Linked DNA regions of Mus musculus: all the other regions are linked to region 1. The links are chromatin loops, found by intact Hi-C in ENCODE. Cell type or tissue: left cerebral cortex. All regions are shown on one strand. Region 1 holds the start of Gm32703 (a long non-coding RNA gene). Region 2 overlaps Pde4d (phosphodiesterase 4D, cAMP specific). Region 3 overlaps Pde4d (phosphodiesterase 4D, cAMP specific). Region 4 overlaps Pde4d (phosphodiesterase 4D, cAMP specific). Region 5 overlaps Pde4d (phosphodiesterase 4D, cAMP specific). Region 6 overlaps Pde4d (phosphodiesterase 4D, cAMP specific).

Region 1 (5,000 bases):
AAGGGAAGGGAGGCACAGGCACCAAAGCCCTCCTGAGTCGGGAACACTGGTGATGCAGTTGGAAGTGGGCCCCTGAGGCCTACAGACATGCTATTCTGCCTCTTTCATAGACATCAGAGCTTGGGAACAGAGACTGTGGTCATCAGAGAAGGGAGATACGCCACAGCCCTGACTGTGCATGACTCTAGAGTTGTAACAAAACAGGCACCTGTCAAGGGTAACAGAAGAGTCCTCTACCCCCACATTCACTGCAAGTGATTTCTAACTGGAAACCAGAACATCTGTAACAACCCAGTAGGTGATTTTGCTGGTGTCTTAGACAATGAGATGGTTGGTCACAAAAGCAGCTATGGACCCCTACGAAATCTGTGTTTATATATCTATTACTTATCCTGAGTCTGGTCAAAATGTTTACATAGGAAATATATTTTGAAAATCAGGCCCAATAGAGGCAGCACCTCATGTGTATGTTGGGAGACAAAAGGCCTTGTAATGTGCTTTTATCATAAATCACAAAGTTTCTGCTGTAAGAAATTGAATCCACGCCCCCTCGGAGGTACCACAAAAACAAGCAACTTTCAAAATAAGCACCTTTGTCCTTGTAATGGCCTCAGCAGTGAGCTCTTTCACACTCAGTCACAGATGCCAATAAGAAACGGGATGGGATGGTGCACGTCTGGAGAGCTCCATGCATTGAATCATTGAATTGAACCTTAATACCTGACCACACATCCAAGAACTAAGCAAGTTCCGTAAAGTTGGTCCACTCCATGATTCATGTGTGAGCAATCTATCAGAATTCTATTGGTTCAGCCCAGAAGGACTACCCTCAAATAACTAAAGCATTCTTAAATATGAGCAGGTCAGATATTACGGTTGTTTGTTTGTTTGTTTTTTATCGAGTCAGCATTCAAAGTTTCCCTTAACCTTCTATGGAAATGCAGGCCAATTGATATTTGGTATCAGAAATCCATGTATGCCCTTTTCTAGAGCATTTTCAAATAACAACAACAACAACAATAATAATATAGACAAAGCAGATTTCCAGTCCTACCATTTCTGTTCCTTACTAGGTAGGTTGTCTATTTTTGTTTATGAACTATTAGCTATTGTGAACATCCTATGCTTTCTTATTTGGGATGCTTTGTAGCAACAAGAAAAATTTAATTGCATAATCGTTACTTTCTCAAATGGTCTTCTTGGCTTTATACTGAGCACTCAAGACAGACCTTGCTCTGCTTGTTGCCATGGGGTTTTAGAATTCTGAGTTTCCAGACTGGAAGGTATTGATTACTTACCATATCCAGGAATGCCTTCTGAAAGGGAAGGTATTCACATGCATCATGTTCGCAGCTCTTCCGTCATTAATATTTTCCTCGTCTCCTATGTTGCATGTAGTGATTTTCACAGATGAATCCCAACACTCTGGTTTGAGCATCGATCATGGATAATTATTGCAACAAGTAATGAATTTCACCCCCCAAAAAAATCACCCCCCCAAAAAAGAACACAAACAGCAAAAACAAAAGCCCTTCCAGGATTTGGAGAACGAAACATCACAGAGTATTGCAGGTATGAGTCCATCCATGTAGCTCCTACCAGTGAACACACTAATAGAACCAGTCCAGTCTCTACTCCTAAATGATGGCGAGTATTGTCCTGGTGAGATCCAAGTGTCTTGAGTATGAATTAATGCATCTTCATAGAAAGGACTATGGAATGTGGACAAAAAGGAGTCAAAAGACAGTTTCTTGTTATCCTTGTTAAAGAAGTGTTAGGAGGGAAATGGAAAACTTCAGGTCGCTGTGCCATGCTGTCCTTTAGGGATGAATACTGCTTTTTCTTCTTTCTTAGGAACATATTCCTGTGTGGTCACTTTAACGCAGTGCTACTGTCTGAGGCTGAGACGTGTCCGACAAAGACCTGGGCAGAGGGACTAGAAACCATGTATAGCGCAAGGCAACTTCTTCTCCCGATCTCAGAATTGCTGGTTTCGAATGCCGAAGTAGGAAGGCAATGAGTAATTTCTGCTTTGCAGGACAGGATTGGTGCTGGCTCCCATCATGACTTCAGAAGGCGCTGTGGTGATGAAATTCATCTGCCGCCTAACCCCACAATAAGGCTGTCTGCTCTCTTTAAGTAAAATGACTAAGCTATCGATTCTCTCACTGCAGAATCCCCTCTATCAAAACCGTGTGTGAGCTTTTAATATTTTTTTTTTTTTTTTTTTTTTGCCTTGGAAAGAAAATGAATTTCACAGCTGCAAGGCAGACGTTGTCTAAGAATTTCTTACTCGGCTGGCTTTCTTGTCTCTCTGTTGTCTTTACCACCCCAATTCAGTTCCCAATTAGATGTCATTTACTCTGGTGCTCTGACATCCGCAAGATTTTCATGCCCAGGCTATACAGACCTTGCATGCTTTTGAAACACAGTGGCAACAGGAGTCCCCCCACACCGAATTTCCGGCAGAACCTTTGGTATCCTCGCAGCCGCCTTGTCTGCCCTGGGCTGTGCCGCCCCAGCTCTGAGCAGGACACTTGCAGGCTCCCTGGTACTGTACATTAACTCTGCAGTAGCCCGCTCGCTCAGCTGCAGACTGCTGCCTGACAGGGGATATGCTGGCGTCAAGGGGGCCCTCTAGGTGGGTTCCCCGTCACTGCAGAGCCGCGCACTCCTTGCTAGCCTCCAAGGAAGAGTGAGCTAAAGGGGTTAAAAGGAAGAGCTTGCCCTGAAGGAGCAGATTTCTTTCAGTAAGTAATTACCAGGCAGGAGAGGAAAAAAGGCTAAAGAAACCTGTAAATAACCTCACAGGGAAATGACACACTGAGCAAATAGACGGAGGAAGGTTTTTCTGTTTGTTTGTTTAATTTTCTACCTATTCAACGAAAAGAAAGGGAACAAATGAAGTCCAGAGAGAATGTGCAAATGATAGGTATGTTCTTTTTTTTTTTTTTTAAACAAAAACATGGGGGCGGGGCAGCTCTGCTTACTAAGATGATTTGTAACCAGTTAAGTACGGATCTCCACACTCTGATTTTGGACAGGAAATCCTGGGGAAGCTAGTTCTGCCGAAGTCACTTAGACTTCTGCTCCGTTTGCGCATGTCATAAAGCTGCTTGTTTGATTAGGGGGTGTGTAGCTGGGAGGAGAGCTCCCGTTTCATTTCCTGGAGCCTGCCCCTTTGTTGCAGAAATTCTGTGCAATAGTCCCCCGAAAGCACCCCATCGCTGTTGATGCCATTTTGGAGCAAGAATAAAATAGTAAACTCTTGGAATAGTAGGTTGGCTCTTGAATGGTGCTTGCCTGAAATCAGAGAATGGGCTTCTCCGTGGTAATGTGCGCAACGTTAACGTATCTCTTTTAACTTGGGTGTTTAAAGAAGGCCATTATGCAATTGCTTCATATTAAAAGGAATACTGGCAACACTTAACATCCTATTCATCTTCACTTAGGGTTTCCCCAGTGAATTCTTGTCCTTGTAGGAAAAAAAAAAACATTACTGGGGAGAAGAGGATTCATTTCTCATAAATTCTAAAGCAGATGTTTAAAATAAAAATGGAATTAGTTTCAGAACTGCTAAGGTTTGATGAATTGATGGTCCCAGGTCAAGAATTCATTCCTGGTAGGAGGAAGAACTAGAGGATTCCTTTAAAGCAATTTGAATTGTGCATGCAGAAAGATGGCACCATGTAGCACAAAGGGACATGAGGAAAGTTACTGGGACTTCCTGTGATGGAGGCAATGTCCTTGAAGCACCTTTGTGTAGAAGGGACCAGATCTCTCTCCTAAGGTCATTTGTGAGCCTTCCCAGAACCCTTTCGGCTGGAATTGTTCTCAGCAGACTCTCAACGCTTGCAATCAGGTATCACACAGTAATGCAAACTGGTTTGTTAGAGTGTATACTTAAATATCATTATTTAAGACCTAGGTGTACTAGCAATGTCCCTGGCCATCTTCTAAGTGCTTCACAGGATAACCCCACTTAATCCACTCAGTGATGCTGTGAGGCGGAGATGATCTCTGACCCGGTGCCAAAGAGGAGTGGAGGCACTCAGAAGTTAAATATTGCTGGAAGACAAATAACACATTTGCAGAAAGAAGTCTGACCACATGGCTAAGATTTTTGCCTGTATTATTCTATTCCCCCCAAATTAGTTTTGCCACCTGGAGAATGAACTCTAAGGGCTAGTAATTGTCCATCATCACACTTTCGGGGAGAAGAAGCTCTGGGGCCCACTTAGGTTATAGGCATCTGTCCTTTTCCTTTTATGGTAGGGATGATGTGACAGGCATTAACTATTTCAAAACCAGTACATTCTTCTCATGCCAGGTGAGCAAGCGGGTCTCCTTAGAACGTCGTAATATTTGTAAAAAACAAAAATAAGCTAGTACTATAACTTCCATTCTAATAAGCATTTTCACTTGACACTTTTGTCTGTTTTTAGTACATTCTATTTCCATTCTATTCATAGGCCAAAGTGGAATATCTATGCAACCCAACAACAACAACAGCAACAGTAACAGCAACAACAACAAATAACTGAACAAATTTTTTCCAGGCATCACGGTTTCCCATCTGATACTGGCTAGCTATGTTTCCACGTGGGGACAATGACATAAGCAGACACTTTATAGATTGAAAACACAAAATGACTCAGTTATTAGGTCATTAAATGAGATTTTCAAATTAAAATATACTTTTAAAAGAAACATCAATTGATTTTTCCCCCCAAGTGCTGGGAACTGAAATTGAGACCTCACAGATGTTAGTCATGGCTTCAGTCACTGACTTAAATACCCGCCCTTCAGCCTAATATTTTTAAGGTGAAATTTTCTTTCTTTCTTTTTTTAAATATGTAACTGTTTCAAATAAGATAAAACAAGCTAGATAGTAACAACTGAAAAACAATAATAAGCACTAAGAATTCTTGAAGCCTAACAAAGAAAAATATAATTTATCTCCCAGTCCAGGGAGCTAAGATTACAAATTAATGAGTAAC
Region 2 (5,000 bases), 55 kb before region 1:
ATTAGGATCTAATACACTTGATGGCAAAATTCATAATGAGCCTCTTAGGTATTGCCTCCACTTGGTATTTCTTGCAATGAATGTGGAAAGACTCACCAGGGAGCTTGTTAAAATGCAGATTTTTGTCTCAGGAGGTCTAGGTCAGGGTCCAAGAATCTGTATTTATGTGAAACTCCCAGGGGCTAGGGTTCTGCTGGTTCATGGATCACATTTTGACTGGGAACAGAGGGCTTATTTCCCACAATCCTTCACTGCAGAATGTTAAAATGATAATAATTACTTGGGGATTTCTTTGATCTATCTATTATCTTTTTATTGATATAGATCACCGAATTTGAATCCCCATTCTTTTGAAAATTAAAATATACAATGCAATAAAAATTAGAAAAAACCCTAAATGGGCAGTTATTTTGTGGTTAAGTTGGTTTGTTTTTGTTTATACCTGGCAGGTACATCCGGTAATGCTCTTAGCACACACATTGACTTGGCCTTAATCACATTATTTGCAGGATCAACACTACCAGCATTAATTGTGGCTGTTGGGCTGCAGTAACTGCCTGCTTTTGTTTTCGGTTATTTAGTATAGACAAGTTCATCTCTGATGATAAGATCATTGCAAGCTTAATTTACTACAGCAAGGTTGCAGATTCAAGGGCAGTCCAAGATACTTGCGATGCTATAAGCCATTGGATGATAATGCTGCTAAACCAATGGTCCAAACCCACTCATCTGAATGTTTTCAACTTCTTTGATTTATAACAACTTCTAAGGTAAAGTAGTCTGTTTAAAAAATATGGTATGAGTCAAATTCCATCTCAGTGTTCCATGTCTTCTTCAGTAGCTATGAAAAGATGAATGGTGCTGTTTAGACAAGGCTTATTGCTTACTTAGTAAGAAATTAAAAATGAGAACTGTTTGGATTTCAAGTCTTTTCCCTAAATCATTATATAGTACTGAGGGCTAGCTTGGTATTCTGGTATGGTTAATGCCCTTTAAAGATAATATTAAAAAATGAATCATGCAACATCACCGGATGGTCTGCACCTGAAGTGTCCATATGACCCAGCTATGCCACTCCATGGCTTATGCCCAAAGACTTAATATCTACCTCCACAGACACTTGCTCTTCCATCTTTATTGCTGCTCTACTTCACATTAGCTAGGAGACAGAATCAACCTAAATGTCCTTCATCTAGTGAACGTATACTGATAGTGTGGGACATATGCCCTATGGAATACTATTCAGCTGTAAAGAAAACTGAAATCATGAAGTTTGCAGATTAAATGGATGGAACTAGCATGAGCTTATGGAGTAGGCTAGCCTAGTCCCAGAATGACACATATTGCTTCCTTTCTATCATCTGTGGCCCCAAACTCCAAATCTTCAGATGTAAGGATATAACATGGAGTAACTGTAGAAGCCAGGGAAATAAAATGGTACCATGGGGTGGGAAGGAACAATAGAGAGGGAAATCAATGACTACAAGTGATTTGGAGGGGAAATGGAAAAAATAGGAAGCAGAGAGATAGCAAAGACAAGGCAAGTTAAGTGGTCAACACAGACGTGAACGAGTAAGAAAGGTCAAATACAAACAAAGATAACTGAGAAAGTCATGAGGAATTACATTATTATCTATTTACTAAAAATTACATATAATATATATGTCTGCGTGAATACATATGCATTTATGGTTTAAATGACATTTTATCAACTGGGCTAGCAATGCTTCCCTCATGGGCCATATACTATTAACAAAACTCCCAACACCAGGCATACAAATGCTACTGATGAGTTTCTGACATATAAGTCAGGGTGCCCAGGAGACTTCTGGAATAGTATAGGCTATTGTTGTTACCCTGGTGTTCTCACACAGATTGAAGGTTAAAGCCCTACTGCTAAGCTTCAGATATAGGAACTGGAGGATCTGAGGTAACAAAACTTTTCCCTGAGAAGTCCAAAAGCTTCCATTAGTTATGAGTTATTAGTTATTATTATTAGTTATTAGTTAGAGAAACCATTAGTTATGACTTCTATGAATTAAAACAATGGCCAGCATGGCATGATAACCCTAAGAGTACAATAGTGGCACTCAGAACTTAGTAGTAACCAACGGCTTTCTAATTGTGCTTACGGGTCACTGAACAATAAGGAAATTGTGTCCAGCATTAGAAACTGAGCCAAGGGCTAGGGAGGTTAGAGATCCTGGAGGAAATCCTACAACTGCCACTTCACTAAGCCAGCATAATCCTTAACTGCATTATAAATATTTATCCTTGCTCCTACAAGTGAGTGTGTCGCTCACTACTCAACAAAGAATCTCCTTTTTGCAACAGAGACTATTATAGAAAATGGCAACTGATCAAATGCATAGAACAAATGATCCTGGGGCCTAGCTATAGCTAATCCCTAAATTGGTTTTGTTTGTTTGTTTGTTTGTTTGTTTTTGGAATATTTGTGCAAGAATGAACCCTTCTACTTTTATCACCAACTTTATTAAAATGTCCTAAAGCAGCACATCAGTGGTTGCCTGAAGCTCATATGCTTATAATAATATGACAAATGCAAAGCCCAATGATTTAAGATGAAATGTTCCATTGTCTTAAAAAAAAATCTGTGAGGCCAAGTTTAGAAAATCTTTTTCTCCAAGATTGATGTAATTAAATACACTAAAACTAGACCAAACAACAAGACAATCTTTATATAGATGTGGTTCGCTTCTCTGAGTCTATGTCTATATATGGCTCTTTGGAAGCATCAAGATGCTTGGCAAGCAGCAAAGTATTTGTTGTCAGTCGACATGCATACGGTTCTGCCATGAAGACTCAATAGACACAATGACTAATGGAGAGACTCTTCACAGGGTAGATACCAACAAGCAGCCCCACATGGCATGGGGACTTGTCAGAAAGATAGACCTGGGACACTGGGACACTGACAGTAAGAGCTCCACACGATGTGCTTATAACTCCCTCAAGCTGGTCATGATATCAGCAAATGAAGGCAGAACTTGTACCACGGATGGTGTGGATAAAAAGCACATTTGCTTATAAAAACTACAAATAAAAGCAAGTCACCAGTTAGGGAGGTAATGCCAAAAATCTTGTGAGCAGTTTATCTTGAAAACTAGACATGTGAATTGTGTGAAAACAGAACAGAGCCTCCTCTGCCGCCCAAACCTACATTTTTTTTTTTATTTGCCAACGGTTCACATAATTTACTTGTGTAAAATAAGAGCGGTTTGTAATATTTCGAAACGCTTTTCACATATTAGTTGAAATCTGGCTTGTTTTGTGCGCATCATTCAGATAGATCTTAGATCTATTTCTCAAAGATTAAACCCTTTTCCAGCAGGAATATCCTTAGAAACGAAACAAAACAAACAAACAAACAGAAAACCAAATAGGAAAAAAACTTTCTCATATAATCTGTATTTTCAAAAGTTCCTGAATGTCTGAAATTATGGATATTTTCCTCATGATAGGTTTACATTATATATCAATATATATGATACAGAAATTTCATATATATATATATTCTTATCCTTGTCTGTAGCTTCATTTTAGTGATTTGAAACACAGTTTTACCCACATAATGATGATCTAAATAATGGTGGAGCCAAAAGGACAAAGCTCCAAAGGATGTAATGGATTCTTTATGGATTGGCAGTGGCAGTGAACAGAAGGGCCTTGGCATGTACCACAAGGAGGGTGGAGATGAATTAGAGTAGGACGGCATGCCCAGGCACCATGAAGCCTCATAGGGTGTCCCTGCAAATGATGACTTATCTCACACTGTTTGAGTCAAGGTGCAGGCAGTGGAAAGCCAATGAGTTTCTTAGTCATAGGCTCTAACCTGAATCTTTAGAAAATTTTGACAATTTCTAGATGAACAAAAGGCCAAGTCCAAGCAGGGGTAGTGGTGGTAGTGGTGGCAACCAGAGAAAGGTATGGGTTGGTCATGTTTGATGTGATGCAGAGGAAAATGAGAAAACAGGGTAGAGCTTTGCTACTTCTAATTTGGATGTGACCCTTATTTTGCACAGGTAAACATGCAAATTCTTGAATGCTTAACAGGACTTTTGTGTTTAGAGTAGAATAGGTGCATATCTTCCTTCCTCACATAGCCAACTAGTTTACATGGCCATTGGGGTTGGGGGTGATGGGGTTGATAGAAAGTGGTATTTCTGATAGGAAATGTACGTAAAGGCATAGTTCCTAACACAATATCTATAAAGGAAGTTGGTTAAACTCTAGAGTAGAAGAGATGTTAGAGGCATTACAAATAAATACTTAGTTCCTCTTCCCAGAAATTCCAGTGCCATAGAATCAGGTACCTGATCTGGGTCTCAGATTTCTTAAAAGTTCCTCAGGTGATTTAAAGTAGATTAAAAAAATATGTGAAGCTTTTTCAATGTGATATTTACATTTCATTCAGCCTATTTGTGTATCTATGGTCATGCTCCTGTATTGACCTCATGGCCACATCTTTAAAACCACATGAGGTGACGTGTATGAGAACACATGGGCATGGTACTTTTTTGAGTCCTATTGTTAGTACAAGCATTTTCAACATTTCCTACAGGGAGTAAATACTTAATACAAACCATTGGGGGGAAAACATGCTAGCATAGTTTAATTTTCCACATTCACATGTATAAACCTACATCAACATGTAGACCATAAAGACCTTAAAGCTATCATTCCTAAGCACTATCTGTGTCAGATTATTCTTAATATGTTTTCTTTACTATTTCAAGATAAGTATATATATTTATATATGTATGTATATATATATTTATATATGTATATATATATATTTATATATGTATGTATATACAGAGAGAGAGAGAGAGAAAGGGCAAAAAATAAAAATAAATATTAACCCTTGTTTGGAGGAGGTTTAGTTTTTCTTTATACTTATAAATGGCAGGTCCTCAAAATCCTGCAATTGCTATGAGGATCTTATCTTCCAGTGCCTTATATTCAGTGAAGCTGCTACG
Region 3 (5,000 bases), 85 kb after region 1:
TGGGTGTTTTGAGACAAACGGAATATAATTTCGGATGAAGTTTTTACTATTTAATCGAAAGCTTTGTGTTTGGCAGAAACATTCATCCCAAGTTCAATTCCTAACCTAGAAAAGATGTTTTCCATCAATAAATAAAATCTCTCTCTCTCTCTCTCTCTGTGTGTGTGTGTGTGTGTGTGTGTATGTGCCCCTCCTTCCTCCTTCCCTCCCTTCCTCCCTTCCCAAAAATAAAGTTTATTGCATAGAAATATAACACACACACACACATGTAAATCCTCTCCTTCCTCTTCTCCAATGGCTCTGATGCAGAGAACCTATAGATTATACCTTACTAGAACGTCTTTCAAATGTCCAGGTAAGACCCCATCTATACATTCTGTATTAGCAAGCTGCACATTCATGTAACCATCTACCAGGTAGCACTTACATTCCATTCTCTAGTTAAGTTTTGCCACCACTAGCTTTTCTGTCAGTCCCTTGAGAAAAGACCTAGAATTGAGGGATAAACTCATCGTGAACAGCCACAAGCATGACACCCCACTAGCTGCAGACCCAGCCACTGCCTGCCCCTCGTCACCACAACAGCTACCACTCACCCCAACTGACCAGCACCACGATGAAGTACCCCGCTTTGCAGAGCTCTAACAAATACTTGATGGGCTAAGTGACTGAGACTGAATCACTTCGTAGATAAACAGACCCACCAGGTCCCTGTGGATGAATACGTGGCTGACATGTCTACATCTTTCCTTCCAAGAACTAGAAGGACAAGGTGAACGGAAGAGAAATTAAATGCTGTGTCACTCAAGGGTCAGAATGAAAGGCACAGGAGAGGCTTGTGTGGCTGGATGCTTGGCATCTGGATATCAGGAAAGGAAAGTGAAAAATTACTTTTCAGGTTCTTCTGAAGAGTGAACAAGAAAAAAAAAAAGACAAAAACGAAAACCACAACTGAGAACAGCTTCTCCCAACTCCCAAACCCTCAAAGCAGAGCTTCCAGCATTCTCTTGAGAGAGGGTTGAGAGTCTTCATAGGTTAGGAACCCCCTCCCCGCCCCACTCTGATAGTCTATTCAAACATACTTTTTAGTACTTAGCTTTGTTTTTTTCTGACCCGTGTCAGGTAACCCCAAGTAATTCCGCAACATGCCTAGAGGTATCAGTCACAATGAACAAGCCATTGATTTTAACATTCATATTGATCCCACCAAAGGGCTAGTTCACAGCTACAGCACACATGAGATGGTCCAATTCCTGCTTTAAATGCTCTGGTCCCTGCTTTGGATCCTTGGGTTCTGATTGCTTCCTATACCAGCAGTACAGTGCCTACACACAAGCAAGAATGTGATTAGAACATTGAAATAATCACCCCTTAACACTACAGGGCAAACTTCTGGAGGTGTCAAGACTTTATTCTAGGGAAATTTTCTGTCCAGTGCTCGTAAGCAGTTTGTGTCTACTAACTCATACTTCCAATACAAAGTATATGTTTTGTAAATTGTTTCCATGAAAATTATTTGAACTCTATTTATTTGCCTTTTTTTTCCCCAAAGATGGATGACAAAATTGTTTTCTCACTTTTCCTTTCTCTCCAAATTCTCCTTCCCAAAGTCCACTTCATCTTCTAAAATCAGAGTTACCTGGCAGCATCTTTAGATTAACTCAACACAATTGTCTTTTGTTTTTCTAAGATGAGCAGAGTTCTGTAGTTATACATTTTTTTTTTTGGAGGATATCTGGAATTCAACCTCAGGGTTTGAGAACACCACCCCACTCCCACCCACAATGATGCTCATTTAGATTATAGGGCCCCTTTAGTTTTCTTCTGTGTATTTCATTTAATGAAGTACAGGTAACTGGCAAGGATACACACAGTCACATGAATGACATAAAAGTTGCTTGAAAGATTGCTCAGAGGAAGTCACCACAAAGACCGAGCTTTAAGCAGGGGTCCCCAAAATCACACAGACGACAGCTATATAGAAAGATGGTCTTTATTATTTCTTCAAACTCCAATCCACCACTCAGCTATAAGAATGCCTAGAGTATCCCCTACTGGCCAGTGTACTCCATGGCTAGTGACAGGACATGGGAGAAAGAATGAGTTCACTGCTGCAATTACAGTACCAGGGGCCAAAGCAAACTTCAGCAGCCCTATTTCGGCCTTTGCATTTCGTTTCACGATGTTGTTCCTGCAGGGGTTCTCCTCAAGGTTTAGCATGCTTTACTTACTCTTGCAAAGTTTTCACGAGCACGTTGAAAAATTTAGCTTCCGAGCAAACTAAGTGGCATTTAAAATCAGCAAATAAAATTAATTTTTGCTCATGTTAAGTAGCTTTTGCCTCAGAGGGCAAGTTATCAGATAACATTCAAGAGCTCTACTTACGGTTGCGTATCACTTATACAAAGTGGTTATGTGCATTGAGTTTTAGACTTCCAAATACTGGTGTATTTTTAATGAGATAGATCTGAGGTGATACCTAAGTCTAAACACAAAACATTTGTTTCGTATACATCTTATACATAAATCCTGAATATAATTTTAAAAATATTTTTAATGTGCCTAAGATTTGGTTACAGCTTTGTCACATGAGGTTGGGAGTGGAACGTCTCTCTAGATGCTTTACGTCGTTGGTGTTTAGAAAGTTAGATGGAGGACTTGGGGTTTTAAAACTAAAAGATGCTAAATCCTTACCCGTCCCAAGTTAAGGGGTTAGCCAAGACCCAGATGAACAAAATGGCGGCGGCAATGTCATTAGGATGTTGATTTCTATTAACAAAAATGAATAAGAAAGCAAGCGGGATGCTGAGAATTCAATTCAGATGCCCTATATTTTCTCTCCCTACCAAGTGTCACATAAGACATGAGACTTGCATAAACAGCATGCCATTGCCTTCTTTATCACATGTTTATATAGCAAGAAATTTGCTTCTATCCTCTGAGATAAAACTAGGCAAATAAACATGCGCTTCAGTAAATTACTGTCAAACATAATTAGCTTCCATATCGAGAGAGATAGGTAGAACTCGACACTGTCCAGCATTGATCACACATAGAAGAACAGTCTCATGCCCTTGGCCTATTCCATCTCTCTTGCCTCATTTATAAGTTTGTAAGAATCAGAGAGAAATAAGCTACGTGGTTTGCCTCATAGCAGAAGGAAGATGGGCATGAGCTCTATGCCTCACATCCAAGTTGAAGTCCGGGAGTTTTCTTACTTTCAAAATAGGGGTCCTAAGGGCTCCCAATGGAGGAGCTAGAGAAAGTACCCAAGGAGCTAAAGGGATCTTCAACCCTATAGGTGGAACAACATTATGAACTAACCAGTACCCCTGAGCTCTTGACTCTAGCTGCATATGTATCAAAAGATGGCCTAGTCGGCCATCACTGGAAAGAGAGGCCCATTGGACACGCAGACTTTGTGTGCCCCGGTACAGGGGAACGCCAGGGCCAAAGGGGGGGAGTGGGTGGGTAGGGGAATGGGGGTGGGTGGGTAAGGGGGACTTTTGGTATAGCATTGGAAATGTAAATGAGCTAAATACCTAATAAAAAAAAAAAAAAAAAAAAGAAAAGAACACACGATGCCTTAGACATAGCTGTGTTAGAAGTTGATCATCAAAACAAGGAATAAAAAACCATGTCACCAGAAAAAAAAAAATAAAATAAAATAAATGTTTTGCCTGGAAAAAAAAAAAAAAAAAACAAAATAGGGGTCCTAAACTGCAGTCTGCTGACTCTGCTCAAGCCGCTGTCTGAAGAAACAGCTATAACACACGAGTGGATCTCCAGGATGCTTTTCATAATGAACCTAAATTTTATGATGTAAAATAAATGAATTAAGAAGTCCTTGAAAAGGGTATTTATTGTGAACCAGGGCTCATTGATATACTTTGCTATTTATCTCCCTATAGCACTAACACAAAGTTACATGAGGAAAACATTTAGAAGATATCCACCTTTTGTTTATTTTCATGGGCAGTTTTCAAGTAGGAATGTTAATTTTAAGACTTTTCCTTATCACGCGAGGGAAATATTCAATATTTTATTACACATCGGATGTTTAGTTGATTGTAGTTTGATATTTATAACTATTAGGGTTTTTTTCTATAAACAAACTGTTTTACTGTATCTCCATCCTCTGCCAGAGCCTCCTAAGACTTCCTAAATAACGACATCTCTGCAGCACAAAGAGCTATTTATATGCTCACCACATTTTCAGTGTCATTATTGGCAACACATTCGTAAGCAACTGCTGTGGAGACAGGATCAAAATATACAGCAGAAATCTGAAGACAGTGGGCATGACGGGCCTGGTAAAGGTTAAGAGGATAGCATCGTCTTCAGCTCTACCCACCACCTTAGCCTCAGCCCATCTCAAAATACATGCAGGAAGCGTCTCCGCCCCCACTCACATTCCAAAGGGGATGTAGGATTTAGTTTGGAAATCCAAGCCTCAAGAACCAGTGCCGGTCCATTTCTTAAACCATTTCCTTCACTTTACTTGCTTTAGAAATAACCCCAAGGTTGAGAAGAAATCTTTAGAGCTAGAAAAACTTCCAAAGGTTTCCAGGGTCCCATGGACTAATGAACTGAAGCTAGAGAGGCCATGTATGGCAGGTCCCCTCTGCTCCCGTTCTTAGAAGACCTATCCCCTTTGCTTACTGCAATATGGTAGTAGGAGTACTATATATTTACATTTCAAGCTACTTATTTTGGTTATAATGTTGAACCAGGTAGCCTACAACACAAATTGCCACAAACATGATTCACTAATCAGCCAAGGCACTCTGAATGAGTATACTCATTTTGACAATAAAATGATATACTATTTGACACATATTAATCACTCAAAATTAGAAGGGGCTTAGGGTTTAATTCAGTAGTAGAGAATATGCCTAACATATACGAGGTCCTGAGATCAAGTTGTACCATACACAAAGTAAAACAACAAAAATATTGTGTGCACGTGCTATAGGGTGATTAAAGCAACTCGTAAAGAA
Region 4 (5,000 bases), 97 kb after region 1:
AACTAGCATACCATTAATGGTGTAAAGAAACTTCATCACGCACTGAGCAAATGTGGGGATCCCTTCTTCGGAGACCTTTCTAAATGAGGGGCGGGGCCAATGGTGATTGACATACAGGAAGGAGGATCTGAATTTGAATCTCCAGTCTTCACATAAAAACTGGACACCTAGCATGAGAGGGTCTGTAATCCCAGTGTTCCTACAGAGAGATGAGAAGCAGAGACAAAGGAACCTCCAGAAGCTTGTAGGCTATTACTTTCCCTGTTTGACGCTCTCAGACAAGACAGAAGGTAAGGACCAATGCCCGAGGCCATCCTTTGTCCTTTCCGTGAAAGCCATGGCACACACACACATGTTTCACATACATAAGTGTTCATGCACATATATGCACATGCAGGAAAAAAGTCAACATTCTAAATGATTAAAACCTCCAGTTCTAAAATAATTTAAGTATATTATTCCTGAACTTGACATCTTACAAAGGCCTGCGTTCTCAGTGTCTATACAGCATGGTCTTGGAGATATTTGATGTATCTGTGGACTGTCCCTAAATTCTGGTAAAACTCTAAGCTAACAGGCAAGGCTGGAAGCACAGTTGAGACAGGCTCTCATTTCTCCCTGAAACTGCGTGCCCTGCCAGCCCAGTAAAGTTTGCCAAGACCACACAAACAGAAAATAAGTGGTAAATTAGATTAGTATTTCATTTTACAACTGGAAGTCATTCTGAACTCCTTCCTTGAATTGGAGAATGAAGACGTGCCCAAACCAGAAAGCATTAGGGCTCAGAGATAATTATTATGGAAGGCTTAAAAACATTTACCAAATGACTCCCCAGGGACGCTCTAAGAAGAAATGAAAGAAAAAAGTTTGCACCACCCACAACACATAGATTCAGTAGAGTCATGAACCAAGTAAGAAAAATCCAGTCTATGAATCGGATAATAACCTGATATTATTCCTTTCAAATTTCTCAACTGTTGGTTCTACTACATGATTGAGTGAGTTCATATATTATTAAAATGCCAACACAAAATTCAATTCACCATCCTGAGACATATTGTCACCTATGATTCTTTTTTGTATAATCTTTTAATTTTTATTAATTCTGAGTTTTTGCTCCCAAAACCTAGAAGGGAACTGCTTACTGAAAAGTTATTTTTAAAAAGTCCAAAGGACATCACATATTATTTTTTTGTGTGTGGAGATACCACAATTCATATAAAGTGAAAGATTACATATCATATTCAAAATCCCTTCCAATTCTATGTTCTAAAAATTTTTTCAGATTCAAGAAGAGAAAAGGAAGCAAGTTTAACATTCTAAATGTGCGATGCACTGGACTTCCAAACTATGACGACGGAACCAACACACTTATTGGCAAGTAGCTTTAATCACATCATAAAATAGATCATAAATGTATTGTTTTACAGGCGCTCTAATGTCTCAACAAATTGAAATAGTTCCATCCATCCTTTTCCACCTACAAAGCAAAGGCACTTAGATCCCAAGAACTGACAATGGATAGCATTCACTGTAAAGAAGTTTACTCATTTCACAGGCATGAAAGTTTGAAGCTGAAATAAATACTCTTTATAGATCCCTGATTTTAGGGTAGATATCACTATTTTTATAGGGACATGCCACTGAGACAATGTGCGCCCCAAATATTTGCTTAACCTAGATGTCCAGGCAGAATAAAGTTTATTTTTTGCCATTTTATCTCTCATAAGGTATCTGTGCTAATTCTGCCATCTCACCCCCATTTTAATTTTCTTAGGACACAACTGGCTGACTAGGACTCTGCTCTCTACACTCCTATGGGATGCTTACTTCTTTTTGAGCACATTTGAAGAGTGAAAGCGAATTACTGCCTATCTTAGTCAGGGTTTCTATTCCTGGACAAAACATCATGACCAAGAAGCAAGTTGGGGAGGAAAGGGTTTATTCAGCTTACACTTCTACATTGCTGTTCATCACTGAAGGAAGTCAGGACTGGAACTCAAGCAGGTCAGGAAGCAGGAGCTGATGCAGAGACCATGGAGGGATGTTTCTTGCTGGCTTGCTTCCCTGGCTTGCACTGCTTGCTCTCTTATAGAACCCAGGACTACAGGCCCAGCGATGGTCCCACCCACAAGGGGATCTCCCCCTTTGATCACTAATTGAGAAAATGCCTTACAGCTGGATCTCATGGAGGCATTTCCTCACCTGAATCTCCTTTCTCTGTGATAACTCCAGCTGTGTCAAGTTGACACAAAAACAGCCAGTACACTGCCAGAGTAAATATATCTCAGATACAAACAGAAGTGCCATCCTTTAAAACCGTGAAATTCTGCTAATTATTACCCTGATAGTTTAAATAAATCAGAAGCCCATGGGAAGGACAATTGTCTCCTAGCTGCTATCGGAGCTAGTCAGAACCGTGCAGCTTACTCTAGGGGAGGCATGGTGCCATCTAGTGACCAAAGAGTAAATCACACGTGGGCTATCCCTCCCCTCCCCCAGTCAGGCTCTGGGTTACACCCAGAACTTGGATCACAGAGATTTGAAAGAGAAACACAATACAATTTCCCCAGTTAGAAATACTACTCAAGCCATTTGCTTTGTAAATCATTCTGTGTAGCTGCTAAGGAAACTATATGGGTTATAATAAGAACATGACCGTCTGACTCTCAGCTTTAAACTACCTCTGAGTTAATCATACAGTCTCCAAAGAAATGCCCGTATACAATAATCCCAATGAACTGTGTTCTTTTGTTCATTGAGCGTTAATGTGGCTTTTGAAACACAGTTCCAAGCATTGTTCTGTAAAGCATGTTAATTTGAAATGTCTTGTTTTATTGACTCCATACCTTGCTAGAACGGCACCTAAATTCCTGAACACCTAACATATACAGAAGAATCATTTAATGAATCAAATGCATAACACTTAAAAAAATAAAATATTTCTCAAAACAGAACCAAATGTGTTTCTCACTGTCAGGATAAATGTACTTGATTTTATTGTTGTTTTGATTATAGAATTAAATCTCTACAAGAACCAGTATTATTTCTGATGCATCATTTCATTCCCCATATCCCTGCCCAGACATCTTTCCCTTCAGCAGAGAAACGCCTACCATAGCAAGGACACCGCACCTTCCTAAAGAATCAACACACTCGACTTTATGGTTTTCTAGGTTCTGTTTGTATGCAATCTCTGTAAGAGGCATGACCCTTTGTTTGGCATTCAAATCACTGCTTCCAAAACTCCTTAGAACTCAGAGCATCCTTTCTTCAAGGTCCTCTCTGCAGCCCCCATCCTGATGCTTCCCAACAGCTTCCCCCCCCCCCACCCGTAGGAGTCTGGAATTACAAGGCACCATTTGGTTAATTGAATCTAAAAGGGCAGGGAGGGGGAATTACTGTTTCTCGGTATTTTCAAAGGATTTCGTCAGTACTCTATGTTTCCAGTACGTTTCTGCAACATATTTAAAGCAGCTGATTTTGTAGGCATTGGGTTACATGCATGGGGTGCAAAGCTCAGACAACATCTTCAACTGTTGTGCAATTCTCAATCATGCTTGAACTCTTCTCTAGTATTGCTTAATTTTAATTCAAGCAAAAAAAAAAAAAAAAGCATTTGTGTACGCTGCAGTAAGCGTCACAAAAGATAACAGCTCTTCAAGTACAGAGACTGCTGTGACGTTGGGACAGAGGGAAAGTTCTAAAGCCAGCAGCACATCTAGCACAGCCACAAATTTTTTATGTCTTTTGTTTTAGTCCTTTGTTCCTCAGGTAAGAGTATCTAAGGTTGGAAGCCAATAGCTAGAGTTAATTATCCACACAAACTACTGCATTTAGAATGTCTTTCCTGGGCATGGGAGGGGGGGTATTTACTGGAAGCAGGGTAAATGACTAGCAGTGACACCCCCGAATAAAATAACACCCTTCCTCCAACAACCTTTAGCTGCTAATAGTCCCTCAGGGAGAGCAGGCCCTTGTATGTCCATTTCCCTACCATCCCACACCCATGTTGAAATGTTAAGGGGTCCAGTGTTCTGCAGGTCTTATTCAGACAATGATAGCAGTTCCTGAGTGCAATGCTATGTCATGACCAGAAGATGTCTTTGACTGCACATTTCTCCATACTCTGATTGCCTCTCTGTGATGCTCCTGAGCCTCGGAGGCAGTGAAAAGAGCAATCTCACTTAGGAAGGAGAACCCCACCGTCACTTGTTATTGGTTCTTTGGCCAGTGATGGGTTTCTGCGTTAAGCATTGGCAGCTGCCATGAGAGTTTTCTCTGATGCACATTAATTCTTAAAGGGAGTGATGCTTTGCATGGTGACTTTGAAATTTCTATTGCAAAACATTCTTGTGACAAATTGCTTCAAGAGATCAGACTGTAACCTCTCGTTTTACATTCAGATGGGTATGATGGTCTTATATGTTTAATATTGAGCAGGACTTTCAGTTTGTGGAAAAGAAAAGATGAGTCTCATGTGGAGAGACCAGACTACATTTACTAAACAAGACAAAGAGAATCAGTTATGAACAACTTTAGTTACAAATTGTGATAGCAAATCAATATGCCTGTGCCCATGAAGAGTTTCCTTAGAAATAAACCTTACTTAGCATTAGCTCGGGGCTTTGTTTTATATATATATATATAATATTAGATATTTCACCTGTATTTCAAAGGCCAGTAAACATTTATTTAGTTAAAATTTCATTTGGCCAACAGACATAAACTAAAGGCTTCCTTTAGCACAGGTTTGAAGACAGTCTAGTCTCATTTTATAATATCGATAAAAATAAAAGGTTATATTAATCTATGATAAACTAATGAACCCTCAGGTAGCTTGTTAGCTGACAACTTTTGTAATTTCATATAATACTAAGGGACTTTTTTAAAAAAATAATTGAAGTCTCACACTGCTCTATTATAGGAGAAATTAATTTAAAGGAATTAATTTAATCTTACATTAAATATATACACCGAAGCATGTATTTTATTGAGAC
Region 5 (5,000 bases), 170 kb before region 1:
CTCACGTTGTGTTGTTCCTTTGGGGGCTAGAACCCAGGGTCTCACACATGCTGAGCAAGTTCTGCCAAGGTCCTATGTCCCCAGCCCGTTTGGGTGTCTACTCTAAATACTCATTCTCAGATTGCTTCGATTACGTTGGTTCTTAACTCTACAATCCAAACTTGTATGCTCACATCCTGTCTTTCCTCTTAGTAATTTGAGCTCTCCCTTCTTAAGGGCCCGAGTCTTTTCTGATCCCCGCCCCCTTTTCTTACTTAGCTGCATTACAGTCTTTAATTAATTAAGTGCTCTGCACATATATTAGCATGGTTTGTGAATTATTACTGTGTGCGACTTATTTACTATGAACATATGTTGCAGCTTTGGCTTTGTAGTGAAGCACTTTCTTGCTGTACATCCCTCAGATGATCAGTCAAATCGGATAATCTGTTTCTTGTGTCTTTCCCTTTGGGATCTGGCCTTGGTGCCCTCGGTTGCAGTCTGTACTTTCTGGTTAGGTGGTTTCCAGGTATCCCGGCGATGCTCTTATATCCTGCATTCCTCTCTGTTGTCACTTGTGTTGGACTTGTGGCTTACTTTAATAATTCAGGAAACAGCTTCCTGTTTCTGTTTAATAGCTGGTCACATTTTACAGAGTGAGTAACTTTTTAGCTTTCTTTATTCCTTGCATAACTAGCATCGATTTCCTCTTGCATTTACATGCTGAAATCCTGGCTGCATTATAGTTTAGCATCTGACACTGCTGCTTGGTTCATTCTTTCTCCTTCCCTCCCCCAACTCCTCCTAGACAATCTCTCTCCATCCCCACCCATCCTCATGTTCCCTCTTGTTTCCTTTCCTTTTCTGTCAAGGTCAGTCAGTGCTGCCCAAACCTTTCTGGGTGTGTGGTCCTCCACCGGGGAGGGGCTGACCTACCAGTAGCCACACTCGGAGAGAAACTGACCCTTTCTTCTCTAGCAACTAACAACTGCTCATAGTTCCTCATTGGAGCTAAAACCTCCTGCCCAGCTCCCCCTGTCATGCTGGGATTTGGTCTGGCTTGGGCTTAAATGGGCCCTATGCATGCTGCCAGGACAGCCACAAGCTCACATGTGCAGTCACCTTCCTGTTTCCAGGAGACTCTGCTTCCCTGTAGTTTTTCACTCCCTCTGGTAGCCACATTCCTCACAATCTACTCCTCTGCAATGGTCCCTAAGCCTTTGGGGAGTTGAGGTATGGTACTATACTCCCCTGGGCCTGAACACTCTGAAGTCTCCCATTCTCTGTACTCTGCCCAGTTGTGGATCTCTTCATGCCAAGCATCCACTGCAAACATTGCCTCTCTGGTGAAAACTAGAGGTGCTTTAATCTATGAGAATAAAGATAAATCAGGAAGAGTTGGATTAATTCCATACCCACTTAGCTGATCAATAGTACCAAGTTCTCTTCTAGGATCTAGCCACAGGCTCTCAGCTGGATAATGGTGCCAGGCCTGGGTTTCATCCTGTGGAGTAGGCTCTAAATGCAATCAGAAAGCGGTTGTCCACTCCAATGACATCTGTACCATGAATGCACCAGAGTTCAAGCTGGTGTCTCTTCTTTTCACCTTTGGTAGCTGCTGAGTCATTCTGACATCAGTTTAATTCTGATGGCTTTAGATATTTTGTCTCCTCTTCCCTTTTTCTTATTTTATTGTTTTGAAGGCTTTGAATATCTGCATATGTCAAGCGCTATGAAATATCCTGAGCATATTTCTTAGCAAGGTCCTTTTTATTTTTAATTCCTCATATCCAGGATCTAAACTATCCCATTTCTTCTAGTTATAGGAAATTTTCTTGTTTTATTCGTATATTAGGGTTTTTGTTTGTTTGTTTGTATGCTTGCTTGCTTGTTTTGGGGACAGGGTTTCTCTGTATAATCCTGGCTGTCCTGAAACTCACTCTGTGGACCAGGCTGGCCTTGAACTCTGTGATCTGTCTGTCTCTGTCTCCCAAGTGCAGGAATTAAAGGCTTGCACAGCCACACCCGGCTTCCCGAGCATAACTACCTCATCATTGTTTAGCATCTTCCCCTTCCCGGATCACTACCAGTCCCAGTGCCTTCTGTTGTTCCCATCTTCTCTCTGAGAGTTTCTTTTCTAGATTTTTGGCTTTTCATCTGTTTTGATTCTCATAGTATTTTAAAAATCTTTCGACAGAGACACTTAATTCAATTTGGCAACAGCAACTCTCGGCTTCTACAAGTCTTTTGATTGACCATGACCTTTGTTATTCTGTCTTATACATACTACTTAGGTACCACTTCCTTTTCTCAATTTTTTTTTTTCTTTGTTGGATTTCAATACTGGGCAGTTGGGTGGGAACCCAGCATTCATTAGACATCCAAGGGGATGTCACTGTACAAAGGTCTAAGGGCCTATTCACTGAAAGAGGCTTCCTTTCCTAGAGGGGTGCACTGCCTTCATGAGGTAGAATGTGCATGGTCCCTTCTGCTTTAGATTTCAACATTCTCCGTGCAGCCCTTACTGGATGCTGAAATGCAGTTGTCTGGGTCTCCCACTTTGTGGAATTCTCCAGCAGAGGGCAGTGTGCTCTTGCACAAGATCCATACCAAGCCTTGTCAGGGAGAAGAACCCCCCTGCAGCCCACAACTGGACAGCTAACACCTTATCTAAAACCTTTTCCGTTTTGAAGCCTCCAAAGGGTTGGTTTAGGATTTCAGGGAGCCATTCGTACACATCCTCCACCTTTGATCCAGGAAGCACCTCCCTATGAATGTGCCTAACACCAATTTCGCTGTCACCCTCTGCTTCCCAGGATCTTAAAAAAAATAGGTCTCCCCATATTTGTCCTTCAATCCTCTCTCAGTTCGCAGAGTGCACTTTCTCCCTTAGTCTTATGCCTCTAGGATACCATGTCCATGGGAAACAGACATGGTAGAGGTATTTCCATGGTAGAGGGTATAGGGACGGGTGGTGCCTTGGGTCAGATAGAGGTACCATAGAGTCTTATTTTCCACTCCCACACTCTTTGTTTTAAATTCGCAATTTTAATTAGAGATAATGTGAGCATGTGTGACCAGTTCATTACAATGAAACAAAAGAGCAGATTATTGATGCAATAGCTCTTCCCTGTGAACCTGAGTTAAAAACCATGTTAATGATCAGGAAACAGCCAAGGAAATTTCTACGGAATCTGCACGGAATATTTATCTTTTGAGTCCAGTTAAACAATAACAATCCCCCCAGCCCCCGACTCCAAGAGTCAAATAATTGTTACATCACTGGCTTGGCAATTAAGACCATTTTTCTAATTGGACTTTTAAGAGTTTTGGGTACGCTCACTGGAGTGTGACTATTCTGGAAGATGAAAGAATTTGAGAGGAGCAGAGCCATCTTCCACTTTTAAGCCATGCTCTGAGCCTTGCTGCACACGCATCTGAAACAATTTCCTACCAGCCCCAGAACCTCTGTAAGTCCTACAGGATCCTTGACCTTAGCTGGGGGAGGCAGGATGAATTTCTAGTCACAAGAAGAACAGCGTGGCTGTACCAGGGAATAATGCAAGTTAACCCACTGTCAGGTGATAGCTTCCTCCATTAGAGTTAATTGCCTGCTAAATTAAAATTCATCATAATATTTGAATCACGATCATTTAATGTAAAAATGTTTCCACTCTTGGAATCCTCTACCCTGGAAGGTAATTTCTCACAATCCTGAGGTTTGTTTAAGAAATGTGCCTGTATTTGCCGTTTTGAATATGAAAACGTTCATTCTGACTCACCAACACCATCAGAAAGTCTAACAACAAAGAAGAAGGCCCATGCTTAGTGGTGTTTAGGATATTTTGCATACTATATTTTTCTTCCTCCAGATTTAAAATGTTTGTTCAGCTTAATAAAAGGCTCGGGGAGCCGGGCGTGGTAGCGCACACCTTTAATCCCAGCACTCTGGAGGCAGAGGCAGGCAGATTTCTGAGTTCGAAGCTAGCCTGGTCTACAAAGTGAGTTCCAGGACAGCCAGAGCTATACAGAGAAACCCTGTCTCGAAAAAAACAAAAAAAAGACTCAGGGGATCTTTTAAACACTGGACCACCAAATAGACAGCATACACCAGCTGATATGAAGCCCCCCAACACACGTACAGTAGAGGACTTCTGGGTCTGTGCTCGTTCAGAGATGATGCACCTAATCCTCAGAAGACTCGAGGCCCCAGGGAATTTGGAGGTTAGGTGAGGTGGGGAATGGGGGCATCTACGTGGAGATGGGGTGGTGTAGGGAGAAGGTGTGGGACGTGGAACAGTTGGAGGGTGGATGGGGGGAGCGGGGAGTGGAATATGGAGTGTGAAAAATGAATTATAAATAAAATAAGAGACTCGGGGAATCTTCTGGTCACATATCAGCTCAAGTCTGTAAAGTTGAACTTATTGACCATGGACTCATGCAGCATTAATGAAAAGGGAGAAAGAAGGTAATCTATAAGAAATATTAGAGTATAAAACAGACCCTCAAACTCCTAACTGGATGAGGTGATTTTTAAGAAGACACCTAATGTCTGGATTAAAAGGGAAGGAACACAGGTAGTTTGACAATACTTATGTACTTATAGAGCAATATGATGTAAGACTTTTCTCCGATATAGCAGGTTCATGCTGTCATAGCTTCAGTTGTCCTAAGGTTACCCTATAATTCCAAGATGCACTATTTTTATGTTGGCATTAGCTGTACATTCTTATGATGTGTAACATGGTATTTTGATATACAGATGCATTGTAGAATGACTAAATCAAGCTCACAGACAAAAGCATTGCATTGCACACTTAAAGCTCTGTTATGCCAAGGCTTAGGATCCACTCTTGGATCAATCTTATGTATGTAATAGTTTGTGATTAGAGTCGCATTGACTTACAATAAATCTATAGAACGTCTCCCTTGTCTGACTGAAATCGCATGCCCTGTGACCAACTTCATCTTCATCCCCCAGTTTCTTGTGACCATGGCTTTGCTATCTATTTCTGCCAGGT
Region 6 (5,000 bases), 110 kb before region 1:
AGCAGGAGTGCATCCATTTTTACCATTCACACTGGTGCCTCTATTTTGTTTTAAGCCATTGATTCTACATCAGGCAGGTGCATTTTTTCTTTCAGCATTGATAAAGTAGGATATCAAAATACTTACCTAAAAAAACAAAACACACAAAAAAAGAGAACGATTACAGTGAATTCTTGGTCACATTTGATTGACAAAGCTCTGGACAAGGACAAAAATGACCAATGGTGTGTAAAGGCATCAGGACATATGTAAACAGAACATACATGTGAATGTACATTTATCATACATATATACTTCTCTGAAGCTCTAAGGAGCAAAGATTAAAACTCAATATAGGGCAAGTTTTGATTTTTCTTTCTTTCTGAGTTTCTAGACATTATCTGGCTCCATCCTGAAGGCCTAATATATTCCTTTCTTTGGAACATTAACAAGTTTTGCTAATTGCCTGAAATAATGTTTTCGTTACTATAAGCCAGAACACCTTAACTCAATTCTTGAACCAGAGCTTCAGTTCCGTATGTCCCAATAACACGGAACATGGATAGTAACATGCCACTCACAGGTGGGTTATGAAAAAAACAGGATTTGATTATGTCATTTTCCTCGAGTGAGAGGCATTGCTTGTTGGCAAAGAGTCTGCTCTCTGAGACACTGGGAACCACTAACACAGATGGCACCAGAGTTAGCATGCACAACAGAAACAGCGCATAATGGAGAAAAGCGATTCTATACACATTCAGAAAAAGCTAGGTTGAAATTATAAATGACAGATGTCGCTGGCTGTCATTAGTGTGTCAGTGGAGTATGGGCTTTGATATCTTTGGCATTCTGCTAAGCACAGAAATCCCCACCGTCTGCACGGGGAAGGCAGAAATGGCATTAGCATAGCTCTGGTGAGTGACAATTCTGGAATGGATGGCACAAGCTTTGGGAATACCAAATGAAGAGGCCTGTCCCTTCTGACAGTTGTCAAAAGCCAAAGACAATATTCCTTCTGAAAAATAATTTCCTCAATTCATCCTTGACAGAGCAGAGCCAAACAAGGAAAGAACCCCAAGGGAAATGGGACTTTAGTGAGACGAGTATGAGAGACCCCCCTTTTACACTGAAAAGACAGCATCCATCCGTGTTTTCATGGAGGGAACAGTATAGAACTGCGTGGTATGGTGCTGGCTGAGAAAGGAGAGGCACTGAAAGGCAGCGCAAGCAGCAGTCCCCTGGCCTACTTGGAGCAAACATGATTGCTCCATCAGCATCTTTAGCAGTAACATTACTGGAGAGGTAAAATGAGTGAGAACAGTTGGTAAATGTATGTATTACCCAGCCCCACTATACACATCCTGATTTAGGGACCGTGTGCTAGAAGGCACGGGTTCCTTCTCTGTTGGTGTGATGCTTCGCAGAGAGCATTCTCGGAGGGTTTAATCTCCGTTATGATGTCAGGACTTAATGAGACATAATTTAATGAAACATCAGGAAACACATGCTTTTCCTCCTAGTTTTTTTTTCTCATCATCAAACTGCTTATAAGGAAAAATACCTAGTGTAAAACATCTCGTTTTAATTGTGCTAGGCCATTAGTTAAGACCATTTTTCAGACTTCGAATACGTTATTTAAAAGATGCAGTCCTCATTCCCACTCATAGAGGGCGCTATTTTCTTGTTCATTCCATTTCAGGCACTTGATTAAAAAAACAAAACAAAACAAAAAAACCCAAATACCCCTCCAATGCTGCATCAGTGAAATAAGCCCACAAATAGCTTGACTGTAACAGAGTATATGGTAACAATCCTTTAAGGCAGATTCAAATGAATTTTTAGCGTAGCCATTGCTTGTACTGTTTTTATCTGAGTAAGATGTGGTGAGAAATTAAACTTTCATTTCCTTCCAAAGATTGTTTTTCTTATACTCTAAGATTTTGTTACTTTGCCCATTAATAAATGTTCACTAAATTTCTTGTAGAAACGTGTTTACAGAACTGTATAACAAATTTAATATCACATACAAAGATATCTTCAAGCAAAGTGCTTTACTATGAAGTGAAATATAATTTTAAAATGAAGTCATAAAATACACAGGAAACCCTCCACCTACAATCGGCAATACATCAGACCTGCAAGATGTGCTGCGGCAATGATGTGTAGAACTTGTGGGAATGGCCAACAGATTTCGGTTTAACTTGAGAACCACACCACCAGAGGGAGCCCATGCTCTATACGACCTGATAGCTAGGACCCAGAGAGAGACTGGAGAGCCCAGAGCGCTAAGGCTGAGCCACAGTACTGAGGGAAAAAAATCCTAAAGATATTCTGCTATCCTCCTAGATCTAGCGACTTGTCCAGTCATTCTCAAAGAGTCCATCTTCAATGGGCCAGCAGATGGGAGAAGCTTTAGAGACCCCCACTCAGACATTATGTGGAGAACCTAACTGGAGGTTCCCATAGGGTCCTTCTCCTAGGAGCTCTGAAAACCCCGTGGAAGAGCAAAAAAACAAAAAAACAAAAAAACAAAAAAACAACAACAAAAAAAACAAAAAAAAACAAACAAAAAAACAAAAAACAACAACAAAAAAAAACAAAAACAAAAAAAAACAAAAACAAAACAAAAACAAAAACAAAAAAAAAAACAAAACAAAAAAAAACCAAAAAAACCCAAGAGATTATAGAGTGAGAGAGGATGGAGGACACCAGGAGAACACGGGCCACTGAATCAGCTAAGCAAGGGCTCACATACATGGGCTCATAGAGACCTAAGTGACAAGCCCAAGGCCTGCGTGGGTCGGCACCAGGTCCTCTGCATATATGTGATGGCTCCGTGTTTTTGTGGGGCTTCCAACGGTGGCAGTGGGTGTGTCTCTGACTCTAATGCCTGTTCCTGAGCCTCTTCCTCCTACTAGGTTGCCTTGTCTGGCTTGGATTCGAGGGCCTTTGCCTTTCCTTACTGTGTATCTTGTTTTGCCCTGTCTGACCGTCATCTCTTAGAGGCCTGCTCTTTTCTCAAGAGGAAACTGAGCGGGTGTGGATCTGAGGGAGAGGGGAGGTGGTGAGGTCGCTGGGAAGCGTGGAGGGAGGGCAACTGTGGTCTGATGTATGAGTGAAGAATCTATTTTCAAAAAAGGAAAAGGAAAAGTAGTTTATAGAACTATATGAAATTTAATGTTACCTATAAGGATATCCTCTTGAAGTAATGTGTTATACTATGAAGTAAAATGTAACTTTAAAATACGGCCGTAACACTGGCAAACTGTGAACTGACCTCAATGTTAATATTTATGGTCATTAGTGGTGAGGTGGAAATGCCTTTATGTCTTTTACTTGCAGGTGAAGCTGCAGAGTCATTTTTAAAAACGAGTTTTCTAAGTGTCTATTTTGGTATATTAGCATCCATTTTCTGTCCCTCCAGTGAGTACAGAACTGTGAAGATTAAATCAAAAGGGCTAACAGGGTTGGTCTGGAGCACGGAGACATGGGGCGAAGGGTAGGAGGAAGCCGAACCTCACGCTGATTTTTTTTTTTTTAAAGCATCTGTCGTTTAGAAACTGAAAGCAGAGATGAAATATTAACCGACACAGGGCGCACGGCGGCATAAATAACTCGAAAGGCTTCTGCAAATCCCGAGGATCACGGAAAGGCTCACACCTTTCCACACCCCTTCAAATCCTATTCATTTCCCCGTCCCCTTCCAACCGCACTGCTGACAACAGCTCCGAAGCGCATCATCCCAAAGGAGGGAGGCTAAAAAGTCTTCCGGGGAGGTGGCGAGCAAGCCAGGCTAGGTGTGTCCTCTCTGGCCTGCAGCATATGGAGTGTTATATTTTTATTTTCTTTAGCTGTGAAGTGGTGAAATAAAATCCACCTGGCTGAGCACCCAGAAGCAATGGCTCTGTAAAAAAACATTTATAGCATTGATTCCCCCCCCCCCCTTTTTTTTAATTTTTAGGTTTTCAAGAAAGTATACTTTGCCACGAGGATGATATCCTCATGGAGACAAGGAGTGGGGAGGAGGAATGAGATGTGGAACAGTTGGAGGGTGGATGGTGGCAGTGGGGGGAGGGAGATAAAATCTGGAGTGTAAAAAATAAATAAATAAAAGACAAAAAATAAAAGAAAGTATACTTCTTCATTTCATATTACAGTGCTCAAAAAAATGTTTGTCGTAAGACTGTGTCTTTTAGAAATGTCAGACAGGCTATACCCACAAAGTCTAATCAACATGGTTGTCTAAAACAAGACCTGAACAACCATGACACCTATGGAAATCCTAATTTGAAAAGGGCAACTAAGGGTCTCGATAGTAGATAAAGAACTGAGAACGATATGATTAGGAGAAATGGTCCTCCCAGAAACAGTCCTCCCAGGGAAATGTTCCTTCACTGATTATCCAATGCTATGTGGTCAGCCTTGAGATCCTATGCACATGATAGGTAATGTTAGACAGATTGAGAAGGGTGTACTTATATTTTATAAGAATATATAAACTATGTGTGTATATATATATATATATATATATATATATATATATATATAACAACTATCAAAGGAAAAGAAGCCATTAATTTGAAAGAGAGAGCAAGAAGGATTTATTCTATAGGAGAGGTTGGTGAGAGGAAGTGGGGAGAATCATGCAATTGAATTATAACTTCCAAAAATGAAAGTTTCAAAACAACCAAAACTATCCACCATCAGTAAATATAACAAAAATTCCCTGTCATAGGGAAGCCAGAAAACACATGGTAGCAAGATACAGGTGTGGGAGGAGCAAGCCCCAGGAATTTAAAAAAAAATGTGTTTTCCAAAAGAGAAATTAAGTTTTCCTTTAATTCCATACATCCAGACACAGTCTTTGAAAACACACATTGCTAAGACCATGTTAGCTACACATGCTAGTGTGTGCCTGATATTCCAGCTACTTGGAAGGATAAACCAGGAAGGCCATTTGGCTCCAGAGCTTCAGAGCAGCTAGGATGACACCGTGATACACCGAGCCCTCTCAACCAAGA

The links. Peaks named below come from ENCODE experiments on the same cell type or tissue, not always from the same donor. Only the 100,000 strongest peaks of a DNase experiment are listed, where the experiment ranks them.
Region 2: it touches region 1 in a loop (4-fold over the local background); 5 of 42 quality-filtered maps call a loop at or near these places.
Region 3: it touches region 1 in a loop (1.8-fold over the local background); 9 of 42 quality-filtered maps call a loop at or near these places.
Region 4: it touches region 1 in a loop (3-fold over the local background); 9 of 42 quality-filtered maps call a loop at or near these places.
Region 5: it touches region 1 in a loop (3-fold over the local background); 3 of 42 quality-filtered maps call a loop at or near these places.
Region 6: a loop joins it to region 1, with 3 times the contacts of the local background. A loop is called at or near these places in 5 of 42 quality-filtered maps.

The regions. Positions count from the first base shown.
Region 1 is chr13:109,438,652-109,443,651 of GRCm38, reverse strand. The region is part of intron 3 of Pde4d (phosphodiesterase 4D, cAMP specific); the gene reads right to left. It overlaps Gm32703 (a long non-coding RNA gene), which reads left to right and starts at 2,641. Exons shown (of 3, transcript XR_003950566.1): 1 at 2,641-2,750. In left cerebral cortex, a CTCF peak has its summit at 2,630; DNase peaks (open chromatin) are centred at 90, 2,024, 2,607 and 3,134; H3K4me3 peaks cover 3,501 bases; H3K27ac peaks cover 2,096 bases.
Region 2 is chr13:109,493,485-109,498,484 of GRCm38, reverse strand. All of the region lies in intron 3 of Pde4d (phosphodiesterase 4D, cAMP specific), which reads right to left. Among named protein-coding and RNA genes, the nearest start is that of Gm32703, 55 kb to the right of the region's middle. In left cerebral cortex, no CTCF peak of the experiment used is centred here; a DNase peak (open chromatin) is centred at 2,847; H3K27ac peaks cover 430 bases.
Region 3 is chr13:109,353,515-109,358,514 of GRCm38, reverse strand. The region is part of intron 3 of Pde4d (phosphodiesterase 4D, cAMP specific); the gene reads right to left. Among named protein-coding and RNA genes, the nearest start is that of Mir582, 31 kb to the right of the region's middle. In left cerebral cortex, a CTCF peak has its summit at 2,063 (motif pointing left); DNase peaks (open chromatin) are centred at 2,042 and 4,313.
Region 4 is chr13:109,341,250-109,346,249 of GRCm38, reverse strand. All of the region lies in intron 3 of Pde4d (phosphodiesterase 4D, cAMP specific), which reads right to left. Among named protein-coding and RNA genes, the nearest start is that of Mir582, 19 kb to the right of the region's middle. In left cerebral cortex, CTCF peaks have their summits at 2,461 (motif pointing left) and 4,098; DNase peaks (open chromatin) are centred at 2,461 and 4,122.
Region 5 is chr13:109,607,552-109,612,551 of GRCm38, reverse strand. The region is part of intron 3 of Pde4d (phosphodiesterase 4D, cAMP specific); the gene reads right to left. Among named protein-coding and RNA genes, the nearest start is that of Gm32703, 170 kb to the right of the region's middle. In left cerebral cortex, a CTCF peak has its summit at 2,558 (motif pointing right); a DNase peak (open chromatin) is centred at 2,550.
Region 6 is chr13:109,545,135-109,550,134 of GRCm38, reverse strand. All of the region lies in intron 3 of Pde4d (phosphodiesterase 4D, cAMP specific), which reads right to left. Among named protein-coding and RNA genes, the nearest start is that of Gm32703, 110 kb to the right of the region's middle. In left cerebral cortex, CTCF peaks have their summits at 1,628 and 2,198 (motif pointing right); DNase peaks (open chromatin) are centred at 717, 2,198 and 2,938; H3K4me3 peaks cover 332 bases.